Regions from separate parts of the Homo sapiens genome. Here region 1 is linked to region 2. A link is a loop called in an ENCODE intact Hi-C map of the cell type or tissue named here. Cell type or tissue: Calu3. All regions are shown on one strand. Links, peaks and the distances in the headings refer to the core of each region. The heading gives the core; the rest is flanking DNA. Region 1 overlaps SRRM4 (serine/arginine repetitive matrix 4). Region 2 holds the start of SRRM4 (serine/arginine repetitive matrix 4).

Region 1 (9,635 bases), core at 1,009-9,008, 58 kb before region 2:
TTCGTGAAGTTGGTTCCATGACCGCAAATGACATTAAAGTTTCCAAGAGATACAGGGTCCTGGAAAGATTTGTTACCACCCTCTACCCACCGCCTTAAAGCAAGGCCCCTGGTAGGACCAAGCCATGCTGAGAAGATTGAGCTCGGATTGCTATTTGTAGACAGTAGGCATTCTCCCGCTTTCACTGAGAATGCTCATCACCCTCTGACCACCATCCAGAGCATCTAATCACCTGTGTCCCACTGTTCCCTCTCTAAAAATAGGAGTCTCAACACTACCTGATTTCCAATCAAGAATCAAGTGGGGCACTGGTTGTTCTCCATTTGTACCCAGTCCACAGCAGTTCTCTCTAAAAATACAAAGGCATCCTACAAAAGCTAAAGAAATCAGAGATCTTGGTCTGGAAACAGGCTTCACCTTATCACCTGACTCTGCTTTTCAACACAGAGTGCAACTTTGAAATGTCCATGGGATCCATATTGCAGGGCTGTCATTTAAACCTGTAGGGTTCATCGTGTTATTCTTGAAATTGAAATGCCATTGATATTATGCAAGTTATGTAAAAAATAATTTATATGGGTAAGTTGTGAAAAGTACTTTCCTACTCACCATTTCACTGGATCTTCAGAATATCTCTGTAAGATTAATCAAGGCATATTATCCTCATTGGACAAATGAGGAAACTGAGGCATCCACAAGTTAAGCGGCCCAATCAAAATCATATTAATTTAGAGGTGTGACTCCAACCTACCATCTAATTAGACCCACGTGCAACTGGATTTTAATCATAGCTCTGCACTTATTAGCTGGGTGTCTTAGGCAAATGGCTTGACCTCTCTGTGCCTTGGTTTCCTCATTTGAAGGACAGGGGTAATACGAGTACCTTTCACAGAATTATTAACAATCAAATAAGCTTATATATGTAAGAAACTTAACATGATGCCTGGATATAACGAGTAGTCAATAAAGTAGTCAACCACCAGGCATGGTGACTCATGCCTGTAATCCTAGCACTTTGGGAGGCTGAGGCGAGTGGATCACTTGGAGTTCAAGACCGGCCTGGCCAGCATGGTGAAACCCCACCTTTACTTAAAAAAAAAAATACAAAAATTAGCCGAGCATTGTGGCACTTGCCTGTAATCCCAGCTTCTCAGGAGGCTGAGGCAGGAGAATTGCTTGAACCTGGGAGGAAAAAGTTGCAGTGAGCTGAGATCATGCCATGCACTCCAGCCTGGGCAACAGAGTGAGTGAGACTCCATCCCTCCAAAATAAAAATAAAAATAAAGGGTAGCTCATTTGATCCAACAATCCCACTACTGGGTATCTACCCTGCAGAAAAGAAGTCATTATTCCAAAAAGATACTTGCACACGCATGTTTATAGCAGCACAATTCACAATTGCAAAATCATAGAACCAACCCAAATCAAGTCAACGAATGGATAAAGAAACTGTGGTATATATACACAATGGAATACTACTCAGCCATAAAAAGGAATGAATTAACAGCATTTGCAATGACCTGGATGAGACTGGAGACTATCATTCTAAGTGAAGTAACTCAGGAATGGAAAACCAAACATCATATGTTCTCACTGATATGTGGGAGCTAAGCTATGAGGATGCAAGGGCATAAGAATGATACAATGGACTTTGGGGACTTGGGGGGAAGAGTGGAAGGGACACAGGGGATAACAGACAACAAATATGGTGCAGTGTATACTGCTCGGGTGATGGGTGCACCAGGATCTCACAAATCACCACTAAAGAACTTACTCATGTAACCAAATACCACCTGTACCCCAATAAATTATGGAAAAATAAAATAAAATAAAATAAAATAAAAGGTAGCTGCTATTATTATTATTGTTCTTATTGTTATTAATGTAGGGACAGGTGCCTTTTTTTCTCCTTTCCTCACATACATGTCTTGTCCCTTAGGGGAGGTGACTTCTATCCACTCTTTCTCCATATTGGGAAAGTTACATATAACTAACATTTCTGATCTTCTGCCCTCCCCATATTCACTCCCCTGTATGTGAAAGTTGGCATCCAAGTAGTCAGAGAATGGAAATAGTTGGGACAGGCTTTATTGGTGTGTGGGGCAGTGCGTGTGCTTCACCTGCTGTTTCCTGCCCTGGTATATGGGTGGCTGAGAAAAGCTCTCTCTCTCTCTCTCTTCAGCCACGTCTGCAAATGTGGGTCTCAGGTTTCAGGATTTAGCCCAGGTATCAAAGGCAAATGTCCTCATTCAGCCTCAGAACCAGGTCACATTTTCTACTGCAGCCTTCTCAAGTTCAGTGCTGGATATTTATGATAATACTTTGTGTTTTTTGTTTGGTTATTAATCTGCCATGTGGTTTATATACCACCTTTGTAAGGTGTCCAACAATCTTAGTTTATCTAAGACTGAGGGGCATCCTGGGATGCGGAACTTTCAGTGACGAAACTGGGGAAGTCCTACACCAGCAGGGATCAGGTGGTCACCCTGCATATTGGTTCAAACTTTGAAGTGATGAGTGATTTACTAAACTCCTTAAACAAACAAATAATAACTGTATAGAAATAGTAATGCTAGTGGAAAAATGTGAAAATAATAGGACATTTGAAATACCCAGGAATAAAATAGAGAAGAAAATAGTTGATGTCACCTATAATTCCATCACTCAGGGACCACCCTAGCCAGGCCCTCCAGGAGACACCCTTGTGTGTACTCAAGAGCATGCCATTTACATAGGCTGTCACATACATGGTGCTTTCTTGGTGTGCCGCGCAGTGTGTCAACCCTGACTGCAACGTCACTGAGCTTGGCTTGTAATCTTTTCCCCTAGGAAAGCAGGGGTAAGCCCTATGGCAGGACATGGGGTGTTGGTGCCCCAGTTTGGTGATGAGAGCTGATTTGATCCAACTCTTAGCATATTCCAAAAAGTAAGAGCTGAGATGATGCTTGTTGCGTTTGAACCCAGTCCCATCCCAGATTTTCTTTATTTCTTCAGCTCCCTGTTCAGTACTTGCATTTTGAGCGTTGAAATGTGGAGCTGAAGTAGACAAGATCTGCTCTTAGTAGGTGGTGTTCCACCTCAAGGGATCAGCTGGACCTCTTCAGGCCAGTTCAGCTCCTCAACTGCATCCCTCTGGCTCCCGTAATAACAGTATGTGTTTTGGAGGATGAGGAACAGTGAGGGAGGATCATAACAGCTTTCTACAAATAGCTGATAACACGTCGGATCTAACTGGGCAGCAGGAATACCACCAGCAAATTCCTGAGGACAGAACCCCCTTGTAGCACCCCATGAAGACATGAAAATGAAGAGGAAACATGAAAAAACGTGGAGCATGAATCCAGAACACTTGATACTGTCTGATAAGAAGGAAACAAAAGAGCACACAGAAATGATGAAGCAAACTTTGCTGAGTTGAGAACAACTATCTGCAAGTCAAACAGACGTAGCAAGTTCCAGGAACAAATAATGAGAAAAGACAAACACCTAGAAATGTTGGTAAAAGTTTTTAATTTCGGCCGGGTGCGGTGGCTCACGCCTGTAATCCCAGCACTTTGGGAGGCCGAGGTGGGTGGATCACGAGGTCAGGAGATCGAGACCATCCTGGCTAACACGGTGAAACCCCGTCTCTACTAAAAATACAAAAAATTAGCCAGGCATGGTGGCGGGTGCCTGTAGTCCCAGCTACTCGGGAGGCTGAGGCAGGAGAATGGCATGAACCCGGAAGGCGGAGCTTGCAGTGAGCCGTGAGCTGAGATGGCGCCACTGCACTCCAGCCTGGGCGACAGAGAGAGACTCTGTCTCAAAAAAAAAAAAAAAGTTTTTAATTTCAAGGATAAAGAATCAAGTGTATTAGCAAGGCAGAGGAGGATTACTTATCTGTGTTGCTACTGGACTGTCAACACAAAGAAGGCAGAGGCCATGCCTACTTGATCTTTGCTGTGTCCCCAGCACCCAGCAAAGTGCATGGCCCATAGTAGTTGCTCAATAAGTGCTTGTTGAATCACCAAATAAATAGATATAATAGCATTATTAATCCCTACCCAAGTTAGTCATTCCTATAGTATTTCAGCCACCATCATACTTCATTGACCTGCTGGCTCAGCAGAGAATATTACTATCCTCATTTTACAGTTGAGGAAGCTGAAATTCAGCAAGGTGATGCTATTATTCAAATTTACGTATCCAGCAATCAATGGAATTAGAATGAGAACCCCGATATTTCAAGTCCTAAATCTGGGCTCTGGCCTTGACTGCTTAGAAGCAGCCCAAATACATTTCCATGCCTTCCTTCCCCTTCTCTTCGGCGAATGTTCAGCTTCAGTTCCACCACATGCCCAGCAACACATATATATAAGCCAGCTGTCCCCACAGTGATCACAGTCTGGGAGGCCTAATAGACACCCACAGGGTACACATATAAATAAATCAGCCATGCTGACCCACAAAGAAATTCCATGTGATAACCTGGCCCTTGGCAATGAAATCTTGATTCACGCAGATCTATTTTCCTTGGTGGATAATTTTTCATCCAGACTATAATGTGATGGGGAGGCTTACAGGCATCCATAAAAAATTCAACAGAAATCCAATCCTCATTCTGAAGGGCCGGTGACACCCTGTCTCTCCCCCTGCCTCCCAGCCTCCCCACCAGCTCCACCCACAAGGCCCTGCAATCTGTTTGCATTCTGGATTGGAAAAACTATTTTCTGATGATGATCCTTAACTCCTGGGGCATTTTCCGCCTCACATGGTATGGTATTCTGCAGTCTGGGTGTCATTTATTCTGGTAAATCTCTCTCTCTTTCTCCCACGGACTCCCTATCCCCCAAACCCCCATCACCATTTGAGCAAAACAGACCAAACCAAGACCCACCCACCCAAGAACTGGGGGGAACCACGCCCAGGAAAAATGGTGGAGCTATTTATTGTTTTCACCAGCAGGGGGCGTGGACCTCTCTTGGTCTTGTGTTTGATATCGCCTCGTTTCCACCACAATCCATTTCTAAGACCTTTCGGGAATGGGACAGAAATTTCTTTGTGTGTCCTCTTTCCCCAGAAGCGTGAGTGGCTGAAACGAAGAGAATGGACATGGAGCCCACCCGGAAGAGCACCCTTAACATCATCATATCCCTGAAGCACGAGTCGGGGTGGTGGGACTGCCCTGGAAACCCTGCACACAGCTGGCTTGAGCAGTGGGTATTTTCATAAGGCATATATGGGCATCACAGAACACTTGGAGGTACCGTTTTCCTTTCTGTCCAGGATCTTCTTTCTTTGTCTTTTCTGCATTCACTGCATCTTTTCCCCCTTCCTTCTCCCTTAAACCTGGACCATTATTTTCTGGGACATTATTTGAAATCTAACTGGCAAGCAAGAACTCCTCAGGGATGTCATCCATTTCCTTCCACTGGTGGTCCTCAAACTGCCACTGAGATGATGAGTGAAATACACACATTGAGGGAAACCTGTCTTATTCCTTTATTCAACCTCAAGACACTCTGTTTCTGCTGGAAGCTGAGGAAGGGAAACTCTCACAGCCAAAGACACACTGGAAAATAGCAGCAGGATATGGGGTTGTCAGAGTGAGTGTGGAAGGAGGCCCAAGCTCAGCTGCAAGCCACCGTATGCTCAGAACGATGGGCCTGGAAGCAAATGGAAGAGACCCTGGCTGAGCCTTACAAACACCTGCCTGGAAGCCAGAGCGGGCTATCAAAGACATTGAGATCAAATTTTGGAATCCAGCGGTATCTTTGGAAAGCAAAGCGGAGGCAATGGCCACACCAAGTGGAGCCTGTGGCACTGGTTCATAGAGTACTTGAAGTGTGAAGACGTGGGACACTGCTGAAATTTTGCTGACTGAAGTCTGACACCACTTCTAGCTTCCCCAAAAACAAGAAAAAGAAATTTTTCCATGCAGGCAAAACTCCTTGTCAAAGATATCATTGGCTCCATCTATCTCTTATCTCTCCAAGCACCTGACTCTTTGAAAAGGAAAAGGAAAAGGAAAATGACAATAAGAATTTTCCCTTTTCCCTTCATGTGGCCTGAAATATCCAATCAGAGATCGACTAAGCCCCTCTTAGAACATATGTAGGCCTCCAATTTATTAGAAGCAAGTACTTCACTCTGTAAGCCAGGGGCCAGCAGATAAAGACATTTAGCCATATGAAAAGACTCAAAGTACAGAAGAAGGGGATAAAGAAAGAGACTCAACAATATAGAGTTACTGCAAGCAGAAAGGTTTAGAAATGTTCCTGATAAGATGGAAACAGGACATCACATCTCTGTAACTAGAGGGGATAATCAGAGAGGGGCACCTATGAAATCTGGAAAAGGCCAAGGAAATGAAAAACAACTTGACCCAGTTAAAAATAAAATTGCAATTGAAGCATGAAACAGTAGATTGAAAATGATAAAGGATCAATTTTTAAAAAATAAAGATGAGGTTAAGAAAACTTAGAAACATGGAAATGAAAAAGGAAAAGTAAAAGATACAGAGCATGGATTCACAACACCCAAAATTGTAGAATGGGAAGGAGAGGCAACAGTACCAAGAGGTAGTGAAGAAAACTTTGCTTGGCTGAATAATTACTTCTATCTGCAAACTAAATGCACCTACTAAGTTCAAGGAAAAAGTGGTGAGAAGCAACAAATGCTCAAACACATTGGTCAAACTTTTCCAGTTTCAATAACAAAGAAGCAATTCTACCAGCAAAGCAGGGGAGAATTACTACTGCTAAGAAACAGAAAACTAGGCAGGCCCCAAATTTCTTCTCTACAATAAAAACATTGCAGTTTTCAGGGGGAAAAAATTGTGACCCACGAATTATATAGTTAAAGAAGGTAATATTCCAATTGAAGAGGAGAAAAGTCAATTTTTTTTAAATGCAAGGGTTAATTTTTTAATTTATACACTCTGAAAAAAATTATTCAAGAATATACTGTGGCCAAGTAAGAAGTTAGTCAAAATAAAGGATTGTATAGTTCATATAGTGAGAGACAGGGAATGAAGCAAAATTTAAAGAAGCCTGAAAATTTCGCCTCATAAAACAAGATGTTATATTGGTTATGACCGTAATTGTAAAAGGGCTAAATTTCAGTGCTAATCACCCAAATTCTCAGTTGTGAGTAAAAAATAGAAATCCAAGTCTATTATATGAATTTTTAAGGGATATGACAAAAAAATGATTAGGAATAAAAGTATGGCTAAAGATTCATCAGACACACCAAAAGAACCAGGGACGAAAGTGTCCACAAGCAAATAATTCAAGGCAAGAGAAAACAATATTCAGAGAGGGCGTTTTGCAGGGGCAGCAGATTTAAGCCATAAGGAAGATGCAATACTATAGACATTTCTGTATTGAATGGCACAGCTTCAAAAGGTATAAAGGAAACACTACGAAAAATAAAAATACAAGGAGAAACAGCCAAATCATAATTTTATTAGACTACTTTAACATTCTTCAGTAAACCAAGTAGGTAAAATTAGTGAGTTTGAGTAATATGCATGCATTAGATTTTTAGACTGCTGAAGAATGAACATGATTCTTGAACACTGAACAAACAAATCCCCAAACTTAGAAATTCTGCAACTGTGATGGAGACCGGGATGCCCCACCCAGAGTCATCTTCAACAAGGAAGAGTGGATCCTCCCAGCCACTGAGAGTCCTTCCAGCAGACAGCACTCAGCTGTCAGCCCTCTCCAGAGTCTGTTCCCACTGAAGAGGCCAAAGCCATGTCCCCTTCCTGGGGCAGCCTGTTTTCAATGATTGGTGTGGGGAATAAAACCCTGTCCTCTTGTTCTCAGCTCCAGACAACTTGAAAAGATCCTTCAGAGCTCTCTGTGGTGTGGGCTGAGGCCTCCACTGAGACCTCCTTGCAGCTCAGCTTCTCCCTCTGCCCAGTCCTACTCCCTTTCCTTTCTTTCCACAAGTGTCGCTTGACCCCAAGGCCCCTTGCTCCTAAGTCGCCTGTATGCTAATTTCCGTCTCAGACCCCACTGTCCAGACAACCCAATCTGTGAAACAAACTAATGTTAGAGTTGTTTCCAGAATACTTAAGCAAAAACACCAGAAGGATATATATGAATGTATGTGTTTCTTCTATATAGTTACTAGAACAAGACTGAAAAATTTAACTGTAGCCAACTTTGAACATATTGACATTGGGAAAATTACATATCAAGTTTATTAATATGTGCTGCTAATTCTATACTCAGTAGAAAATTCATAGTGTTAAATACTTTTTTATTATAAAAGAAAGAATGAAAAATCAATAAACCAAGAAAAATCAATCCAGTAAGGTGGAGAAAGAAACACGAAACATGTCTAAAGGTGAGAAAAGTATTTTTTTTTTTTTTTGAGATGGAGTCTCATTCTGTCACCAGGCTGGACTGCAGTGGAATATTCTCTGCTCACGGCGACCTCCGCCTCTTGGGTTCAAGCGATTCTCCTGCCTCAGCCTCCGGAGTAGCTGGGACCATAGGCGCGTGCCACCACGCCCAGCTAATTTTTGTATTTTTAGTAGAGACGGGATTTCACCATGTGGGCCAGGATGGCCTCCATCTCTTGACCTCGTGATCTGCCCACCTCCGTCTCCCTAAGTGCTGGGATTACAGGTGTGAGCCACCGCACCCGGCTGAGAAAAATATTTTTTAGAGATGTACTCTGAGGTGTGTAGGGGTGAAATAACATAATCTCTAGGGTTTTATTTAAAACATTTCAGCAAATAATACAAAGAAAAGAGAAAAAGATGAAGCAAATGTGGCAAAATTTTGGTATTTGTTGTATATTGCTCATGGATCTGTAAGGAAGCATACATTATATTATTTGCCCTAAGTTTTAGCGTGAACATTTTCATAAAAAATTAAAACAAAGGAGGAAGGAATAATAAAAATAAGTGAAGACATTAATGAAGTTTTTAAAAATTGAAAGCTAATGGGATGGATATATACATATAAAAACTGGATCTTGAAAAAAGTCAACAATAAAATAGGTAATTCATCATATCTAACCAAGGATAAAGCAGGAAAAAAGAATACATATCATTAGGAATATAATTATAGATCAAAAGTTAGATTTAAATATTATGGGACTATTATAACTTTTAGCTGATAAATTTTAAATTCTCAACAAAATCGACAATTTGCAGGGAAACATAAATTACCATATTAACATAAGAGACAGAAAATTGGTGAAACTATTAATGATAAAGAATCTGAAGGATTGTTACATGGTTAACTCTGTTAAAAGTCTTGGGCCTTGGCCACTCTAGAGTAAGATCTTTCCAACCTCCAAGAACCAGCAATATCATACTTCATAAATTATATCAAGACATAGAGAAGGGAGAAAGCTTCCCAAAGTATTTGAGATTAGCATAACCCTAATCTTGATAAATAAGAAATCAATCTCACTTTAAATACAAATGTCAAAATTATTAATAAACTATTACCAAATGGAAAACAGAAGTTTTTAAAGAGAGAAATGGGCCACAACCAGTGAGATTTATTCCAAAAAGTCAAATAAGAAAAAATATTGGGATCATTTAAATTAATACTCTCCTCTCCAAAGTCAATACTCATTACAGATGTAATTGAAATGTCTCTGCACAAAAAATAAATTTGATCAAGGAC
Region 2 (9,635 bases), core at 491-8,490:
GTGAAATTTCCTCTAGTTCCTTCTACAAGGGCATTTTCTTTGGCCAGTGCAGCACCTGATTAGCCAACAGTAGGTACGTTCCAAAGGTGGAATAGATAGCAGAAACCCAGGAAGATAAAAACCACTGACGTCAAAACTCTATACACAGAACCTCCTTCGGAGCAGAGAAGCATCAGCCTTTAATGGCATTTGGTATTATTGTTCCCCTTCTCCAGCCTGTGTCAGTGGGTGGGTGGGTGTCCCCTCCTTCCCGTCTGCAAACACTGGCTGGTGCTGCTTTAGCTTGAAGCCTGCTACACCCTACTGGCCTGTTGTGATGCTTGGCCACCCATTCCTAAATGGGACACCTATTTCTCTAAAGACCTGTATGATCCTCAATAAGACAGTGAAGAGGAAAACTTCTCCAATCTGGCTTTGATTCTTCAGACATAATTTCCCATACGTCTTCCACCTCACACTCACTGGAAAGTTCAGAATCAGTTGTGCCAGAACAGACGTTCAGTCTGTCCTAAGCACTTTTGCAGACATGTTTTCAATCTGCTCCCTAATGCAGACTGCCAGGATTAATAAATCCTCCAAGTGGTCCCCCTGGTCCACTTCTTTCTTTTCTCCTACTAAACCACTCATCCAACACCAGCAAAAGATGAGTTTTCATACTACCTTGATTTTCCCTGACAGAGAGCACAGCCTTCTTCCCTTCATTCTTAAACTCCTCTAAATTGAATGATTTATGAAAAGAATTGGATTTTTCTCTGTCTTGGAATGCTTCCATTTTCCCCCAACCTCCTCTCCCTCTCACCCCACCTCCTGTTCCCCTGTTTCTTTCATTTCTTCCCTTATTCTTCCTTCCATCAGCACCATGTCTACCACCATCCAAGGATCGGTTCTCATCCCTGAGTTCAAAGCAATCAGATTCTTTTTGGAAAAAAAAAAAAAAAACAAAAAAAAACAAAATAAAACTCTTCCAAGATCATCTTCACGATCTTGGAAGGCTCCTCCCTGACTCCTGAGCTCAGAGTCTTGGTTTTGGATGCTGGAGAGGAGAGAATTCAGCAGCAGCGGCAGCAGCCGCCAGAAAGGCGTGGAGGAGGGTGCTGTTTTGGGTGTATTTGAGGGAACAGCATATGGGCTTTTGTCAAAAATGTTCAAAGCTCGCTAGTTTCCGAGCCGAGGATGGAAATGTGTGCTATCTCTGAACGCTGCTTGAGCTGGCTCAGTTCTCCTTTTCTGGTACAACACCCCCCAAACATCTCAAATCCACCATTCCTTGGCCCACCTGCCCTCTGGACTCTGTGACACCAAGAAAAGTTTTTCAGTCAAGTCGTACCCCATCTGCACCGCCCACCCTCAGGTAGCAAAACCTCTTGAATAGGAGCTACGGGGGTCCAATAAGCGTTGCTTTCCCCCAAAGAATTCCTGTCCCTTCTCACCATCTTCCACCTCACACAAGCAATGAGTTCCCATGTTTCAGCGGGAGCCGCCGAGTAGTGACGGGAAAAGACAGGCGCCCTGGCCCGGCTGCCTGCATCCACCCCTCCGGGCTCTGGGGCACAGGCCAGAAAGGAGGACCTTCAGGATCCCCCCTTCTAAGAAGGAGATCATTACCTTGGCAGCGGCTTGCGGGCCGTGATACTGGCGACAATGATGCTCTCGGGACGGGGGGTGGCCACCGCTTTGAAGGTTCCTCGCCAGAACTTCTCAAAAAGCTGCTTCTCGCCTTGCTGAACGCTCGCCATCGCCAACCCAAAGGGGCCGGGGCGTCCGGGGCGCTGTCCAAAGTGCTGAAACGTGGATTCCAAACGGGGGCGACACCCAGCTCCCGGCTCTGTCCGGGTGAAACCCAGAGAGGGGTGGGGTGGGAGAGATCGGAGTTCAGGGCGGGGGATGGGACGCCCCAGCCCGGGCAGGCAGCAGAGAAAGGAGGCTCGTCCGCTGGGCTTTCTTCGCCCTTCTGGGTCGGCTCCAGGCTGCGCTCTGAGCTGGCTGAGCCTCTGCGCCCCAAGAAGGGAAGGGAGGGCTGGCTTTCTGGGCAGCACCAGGAGAGAAGAGGCGACGGGGTCGGATGTGTGTGCGTGCGCGTGTGAGCTCCGGCGCGCCCGGGTTTTGTCTCTCGCACAATGTGACGTTGGAAGAGGAGGCTGGTCGCGCGAGCTGCACTTTCCTCCCCCCTCTCCGTCTCTCCTCCTCCCCACCAACCCCCTCCTCCTCAGGCTCAGCCTCCTGCCGCCATCTGCATAACAAAAGCCCGCAGGTCTTGGGAGGAGAAAGGGCGGGGCGTGCGCCTGTCACCAGGGCCCCGCGGCGACCGAGTTGCAGCGCTGATCCCTCTGAGAAGCCATCCTGGCACCCCAATCTGCGCCAGGCAGGAGATCCTGCTTCCCAGGCCCCTCTCCTCTCCCATCATCGCTGGCCTTCCTCAGCCCTTTCCTGGGTGCCCCCTTTGGGCCAGGCCACCTTTCTTTCCAGCCCCTTCGCAAGTCTTGTAGCTGATCTTCTGCGTGGGGGGGGGGGGGGGGTTGGGGGGGCTCGTAAAAAACTTAATCTATCCACCCCAGCCGGCCTCCCCCAGACCCTCACTTTTGGGAGACACGGCCTAGGCCGGTACAGAGGGTGCCCTGCGTTCCTCTTTGCGCCGGGGGTTAGCGAGGTCTCCACCACCCAGAAAGTGCCATTTGATAGACAATCCCTCACCAATTCGGCTTCTCGCCATCTGCCGAGCAGGGCCCCCGCCCGCCAAGGGGCGCAGCGTTACATCTGTGCATGCGGAGCTGTCAAGGGTATCTCTTTTGTGTCTCACAGCCGGCCTGCCCAGCGTCCCCGCCGCCAACCCCGTCCAGAGGAAAGAGTTCCCATCTCACCCCACCCCACCCCCATCCACTCCTGGGGAATCCGCCTGCAGCCACTTTTCCTAATGCCGCTAGTCTCGGGAAAGGAGTACGTTTTGGAAAAGAAAGCGCTTAGTGGGAGGGTTGGAGAGGAAAATCTCGAGGATTAGCAGGGGGATAGTTACTTTTCGGTCTCTCCTCCCCATCTCCTTACCGCCTCGCAGTTCAATCGTAATCCCAAGCAAGTGGAGGTTTAGAATCCCAAATCAACCCCAGACACAGAAGATCTGGTTAGAATGACTCTTGTTTTCCCCCAGGGTTTTCATTATAAAAAAAAGAGATCGTGGCGGGACCCCTCAGCCCTTGCCTTCCTGGAAGCCTTTTAATCTTAGCAGAGTTGTTACTCCCCCATCTCCCACCTAACGCCCTCCCCCTCCCCCCAACCCCGCTTCCACTTTCCAGGCTGTAAATTCCTGGAAGGAGGCCTCGCTCAGTCTTAAATGCCTCCAAGCACCTGGTGCTGAGTCCCAGTCACAGCGAGAATAAACTCCTGCTCTTTGCTAAAGCAGATAGCAATGGGGACCCAATGAGGGCGGGGTAGGGCGGGGGGGTCGGGAGAACAATGGGAACTCCAGAAATTCTCTGAAGGGGAACAGGAGGTAACTAGGAGGTGAAGATGAAGAGGCCAACAGAGAGGATAAGATGGGGCAGGAGAAGAAAGAACCTTGGAGTAAATGAGTACCCGCCCCAAAGGGTATCTACGTTTGAAGTGTGTGTGTTCGACACGCCTGCGTCCGCTTATTTGAGTGCCTGAGAGCGCTACTTGCTCTGCAGTGACCCCTTCTGGTCAACAACGAGAGGTGCATTTGCTGGCTTCTTATGTGGGTTGCCGGGGGAGAGGGCCCAGAGGTGGGGGTCAGGCCTGGGAAGGTTGGAGATGGAGCAAAGTGGAGACTAGGCTAACCCCTTCCCTTCCTCTCCCTCTTACCTTGCGCCCCAAATCCCCCATTCCCTGATTGGGCTAGACCCCCGTTTCCCACCCAGAAGTTGGTATCATTGTAAATGCAATCTAGAGCTGGCTTCTTATAGGTAGCAGACTGGCATCTTTAAAACTAACCTTAGTCATGACATTTAGGGTATGAACTGAGTCACTTGCAGGAGAGAGGTAGGTGGGATCCTACCCCCACAAGATCAGTCAACATCTTCCAGTTGTGTGCCTGCTCCTAATCCCTAAAATGTTGATAGAGCTCCCATATGCAAAACATTGCCTTTTTAAAATCCCATCGTAGCCAGATGAGGTGGGAGAGAAAGCTGATCTTATTCTATTTTATTTATTTATCTTATTTCAATAGCTTTAAGGGTGCAAGTGTTTTTTGGTTACATGGATGAATTGTATAGTGATGAAGTCTGGGCTTTTACATACCTGTCACCCGAATAGTACCTTACCCCCAAAAGGCCATTATTAAAAAGTAAAAAAAAAAAATAGATGGTGTAGATGCAGTGAAAAGGGAACAGTTATACACTGTTGGTGTGGATGTAAATTGGTACAACAACTATGGAAAACAGTATGAAGATTTCTCAAAGAACTAAAAGTAGACCTGCTCATTCTTTTATAAAGACACATGCATGTGTATGTTCACTGCAGCACTACTCACAATAGCAAAGACATGGAATCAACCTAAATGCCCATCAGTGATAGACTGGATAAAGAAGTTGTGGTACATATACACCATGGAATACTACGCAGCCATGAAAAGAATATCATGTCCTTTGCAGGGACATGAGTGGAGCTGGAGGTCATTATCCTTAGCAAACTAACATAGGAACAGAAAACCTGATACCACATGTTCTCACTTATAAATGGGAGCTAAATGATGAGAACACATGGGCATATAGATGGGAATAACACACACTGGGGCCTTTTGGAGGGTGGAAGTTGGGAGGAGGGAGAGGATCAGGAGAAATAACTAATGGGTACTAGGCTAAATACCTGGGTGATGAAATAATCTGTTCGACGAACCCCCGTGACACAAGTCTACCTATGTAACAAACCTGCGCTTGTACCCCTGAACTTAAAATAAAAGTTAAAAAACGTAGACCTGCTATTCGATCTTACTCTGTTTTAAACATGAAGAAGTTGAGGATGACCAAGTGACTTCCCCAGGGTGATCCTGTAGGAAGCAAAGGAAATTTGTGAAAAATACAGTTTCTGTTTTTGCTTGGTGGGGTGGAGGATGGAGTGGGATACTACGCATATCAGGATGGACCACCATTTAAAAATAAATCAGATAACAATGAGTCACATACTTAGAAGCACCTGGTGTTGAGGTTCCTAAATTGGGAGTCTGCAGTAATCAGTTCAGGACTTGGAATCCAGAATGCCTGGCTTCAAATTCCAGCTCTGCCATTTCCTAGCTGTGTAATGTTGGAGGAGGGATTTCACTTGCCTATGTCACAGTTTCTTTATCAATACTATGAAGAATTTTTTTTTGAGACAGAGTCTCGCTCTGTTGCCCAGGCTGAAATGCAGTGGTGTGATCTCAGCTCACTGCAACCTCCGCCTCTCAGGTTCAAGCCATTCTCCTTTCTCAGCCTCACTAGTAGCTGGGATTGCAGGCGCCTGCCACGACGGCCCAGCTAATTTTTTTTGTATTTTTAGTAGAGATGGGGTTTCATGAAGATTCTATAAAGATTATAAATAATATGTTTAGATGAACTAGCTGTGAGGATTGAAGGAATTAACACACATACAGGTTCTAGAATGTGTCTGAAACACAGTTTACTCAAAAATATCAATTACTCAAGTGGTTAAAAGCCCAGCCTGTGGATTTAGAGAGAACTAGGATATGAAGCCCAGCTCTGCCACTTTGTAGCTGTATGAGCTTGGGCTAATAACTAACCTCTGCCTTTGTTTCCTCATTTGCAAAAGTGGAGATATCACATCGTGGTTGGGAAGATTAAATGAAATATTACTGGTAAAGGACTTAATAAATTGTCCAGTTTATAGCAAGTGACCATTCAATGGTAGCTCTTCTTGCTCATGATCTTGGAATAATCACCTGTTACTATGTTAAGTCAGGCCATATTCAGTTCAATAATCATTAACTGATGCCCAATCTTGCATCTTGGCCAGGCACAGTCCTGGGCACGGAGGACTCAAAGACAAACCAGACATAGTCCCTTCCCTGAAGCAGTTCACAGCCTAATTCTCCTTCTGGGTCTCCACTGACTAACACTTGTCCCCTTTTCATCTTATCACAGTGACTTCTGCTTTAGGTCTGGCTTCTCCAATATAACGTGAACTCCAGTTCCTCCATCACTTTATTAAAATAGAACCATCTTGTGCCTCATTCCTTCCGGGTATTGCTTTCTGTTTCCCCAGATGCAAGCCAGCCCACCCCATAAACAAGGACCTATTAATATGCTGGTTAATGAATATAAACTTATGGCACAATTATTCCTTGCCCTCTGTGCTATACTGATGGTAGACATCACTGATCCTTCACAATACTCTTTCTCAGACCGACCCTCAGAATCCTTCTTAACACACAGTTTCTAGATAGCCACTACTAATAGTTTGGTCTTGGCATTCCAGATAAAATCAATTTGCCATCCATGTCTAGAGAATGTTTCTTTACCTGATTGGTATTGTTCTTTCATTTGAAAAAAGGGACAGCAGGGAGAAATGATTCTAAACTTTGCAAACCCAGGCACTCTAGAGCAGGAGCTAAGAAGATTCTTATGCAACCTTCTCCTTAGTGATCCAAAGATACAGCACCTCCAGCTCAGAGAAATAGCTACCCCTTCTCCTGAGGCAGTTCAAATCCCACCTCACTAACATTACCATGTTACCTTGGGTAAATCTCTTAATCTTTCTGTGTCCACGATTTCTCTGAGTACAATGGAGCCAACCATTATCTACCAGCATCAGAGAACTTGACAGTCTGTACCCATTTCTAAAAGTCCAGGGAACAGCAAAAGATTCAAATAATTACTGAGATGATGGGAAATATGATAATGAGACCAATTCATCGGTCTTTATGTCTTTAAACAAGATCATGCTAAACCATTCAAATTACAAGATTATTTATTTGGGGAGAAAAATATGATTGCACTACTCAATGTTTATCAATCCTCACTTCTTGACTTCTTCGTTCCCAATTTGACTTCTTCCTTTAATCCTCACTTCTTGAAAGTTCTACCTTGTGTCTAACCTGAATCCCACCTCTGTTGTTTATTGTCCATTCCTCTTCTGGAACATACATGTGCACTACTTCAGATACTCCTGGACTAGTATGGATAAACCAGAAAGCCTCCTTCCAACTGCATAGATCCCAAGATTCTACAAGACAGATGGATTCATTGCCATCTCAGACAATAAAAATTGCTACACTTATCAGACATATGTTACTATGTTCTAGTCACAACATGTGCTTAAACCCTTGATAAACATTATCTCACTTAATTCTCACAACAGCTCTATGATAAAGGAACCATCATCATCTAAATTTTGCAGATTTGGAAACTGAGTCTCTGAGTGGGAGAATCACTTGCCCAGAGTTGCATAGCTAGCAAGTAGAGGAGTCTGCTTTCAAATCCAGATATGTCTTAATCTAAAGTCTAGGCTACGCTGACCTCCAGCAACAGGATAAGAAAAGTGTAACATTAGGTGAGTGTAAAATGTATCCCTCCTGTCTATATATTGTGTCCATGTCTAGAGCTGCCCATTAGTCTGCATATCTATTTATGCTATCAAGGATGTTATTTTCAGAGCCTCCACCTTCTTCCTGCAGAAGGGCAAAGAGTACTTGCCTGGTACTACCCTAATATGTACAACCTGGTATTTTATAGGTAGTTGGCAGGAAAAGACATGAGTCTCCAAGGCGACCATATTGATTTTGTTGAAGAAAACCAAACTGAAGAATCTCAGTGGGAGGAGAAGGAGAGAGATGCTCAAAATCAAGACTGGAATAAAGCAACCATTCCTCCCCAGAGCAATTGTACCAGCCACCTAATCTGCCTTCCTGCTGCAAGAATTCACCTTCTGCTAACCTATCCTTTGGACTTATTCCCTCTAGGGACTTTTTTTTCCTTCAAACTGGGGGCCTGCTCATAACTTCCTTCCTTGAAAACCTTGCACTGACTCCCCCAAATTAGTAGGGTCAGTGCTAACCCCTCTGCATTACGGCTCTCATGAACTGGTGCTTGCCTTCTATCTGTCCTTGAACTTCACCCTCCAGTTATTTCACATTGTTCATCGTATCTCTATATACCTCGTTCTACTCCATAACTCTCCAAATCGTGCAAAACAAACCCCTCTGACATCTCTGTCCTTTTGAAAATGTCCTATTCATTCTTTGATATTTTATAATCACATTATCTCAGAAGTCTTAACATACGCATTGCTAGCCTTCCATACCCATAATAAAATCTTCCTCTCTTGGCCCTCCTTTGAGCCATGGGTATACTTTATAATTTATTTAGAGTTACTTGTCATAGTATTGACTGGGTGATCCTTGAAAGAACAGACTATGTCTATTTCTTATTTGAGTCACAAATGCCTAGTATAGAATTGGCACATAGTAAAAGTTCAGTAAATGCTGGTGTAATGAGTAGATTCCATATACAGTAAGAAACTATACTAATGTTCAAGTTACCCAGTCCCGCAGGTAATGAGGCACGATTTTATACTCATATTACACGTGACAATACAGTATTCACACTGTGCTTACTGGCATTGTATATATTCACTTAACTGTGAATTGATGAGAGAAAAACACTGTATTTTATGTATACTCTATGTAGTATGTATAACAGTAATAATATGCAATTATAACAATATATGTGTATATAGTTACATAGTATTCAGTGCCAGGCATTTTTCTAAGTACTTTACAAATATTAACCCATTGAATGCTCACCAAAACCCTATGTATTAGGCCCTGCTATTAACCACAGAGAGTTTAAGTAACTTACCAGGGACACACAGTTAGTAAAAGGTGGAGCCAACATATGAATTCAGTTAGTCTGACTTGCAGAGCCCTTAATCATTCTTACATACTGCCTCTAATATGATTTTTATATCCTGAAGTGAAATTCATTCATTGTGCAAGTATGTATTGGGCACAGCAATTGGACAGGGACAAAAATGGGTCCTCCTCTCCTGAACCCTTCAGTCCAGTTGAGTTATGTTAAACATCATAAAAAAAAACCATGCCCCAAAGAGGAAAACGATGTAAAACTGGATAAGTGGAGAATTTACTAAGTGTAAAGAGAATTTACTGAGTGTATAGAGGTAAAGTCTGTCCAAGACAGTTGCTTTTAAGTTTCATCTAAGAGTAAGAGGCATTTGCCAAGTGAAGAAGGGAGGTAGCATTTCAGGAAAAGAGTTCAGTACGCACAAAGACCACACATTGGGAAAGAGTTGGGTAGACTTATGAGAGAGGCTGAAGCCCAGAGAACACAGTGATGAAAAAAATGGAGGCAGAATGTTGGAATTAGTGATGAAAAAATGTGCTGTGTGCAGTGAAATTATACTCTCTGAGTCTCATTTTCCTTTTAAATGAGTCTCATTTTTCTTTCAAATGCAAAATGAGAGAATCACCATTATTACACCCAGTTTTAAAAGCCAATTATTTTATATCATTATTTCTCAAAGTGAGGAGCCTTGGAACCCTAGTGGTATCCCCCCACCCCAAGCATGTTTTAGGTGATATCCAGGCAGATCAAGCACAACAAATAACATTGGAATACATGGTCATAATGTGAGAAAGTTATTTCTTTTTCAATTCTCTTTTCTAGCCATTGGGT

The links. Peaks named below come from ENCODE experiments on the same cell type or tissue, not always from the same donor. Only the 100,000 strongest peaks of a DNase experiment are listed, where the experiment ranks them.
Region 1: a loop joins it to region 2, with 6 times the contacts of the local background. A loop is called at or near these places in 1 of 110 quality-filtered maps.

What each region holds. Positions count from the first base shown.
Region 1 is chr12:119,032,392-119,042,026 of GRCh38, reverse strand. All of the region lies in intron 1 of SRRM4 (serine/arginine repetitive matrix 4), which reads right to left. It overlaps SRRM4-AS1 (SRRM4 antisense RNA 1), which reads left to right. Exons shown (of 3, transcript XR_945431.3): 2 at 5,060-5,242. Among named protein-coding and RNA genes, the nearest start is that of SRRM4-AS1, 15 kb to the left of the region's middle. In Calu3, for the core only: a CTCF peak has its summit at 4,935 (motif pointing right); a DNase peak (open chromatin) is centred at 4,926.
Region 2 is chr12:118,973,984-118,983,618 of GRCh38, reverse strand. It overlaps SRRM4 (serine/arginine repetitive matrix 4), which reads right to left and starts at 2,078. Exons shown (of 13, transcript NM_194286.4): 1 at 1,606-2,078. The coding sequence starts at 1,736. In Calu3, for the core only: a CTCF peak has its summit at 3,635 (motif pointing left); a DNase peak (open chromatin) is centred at 3,668.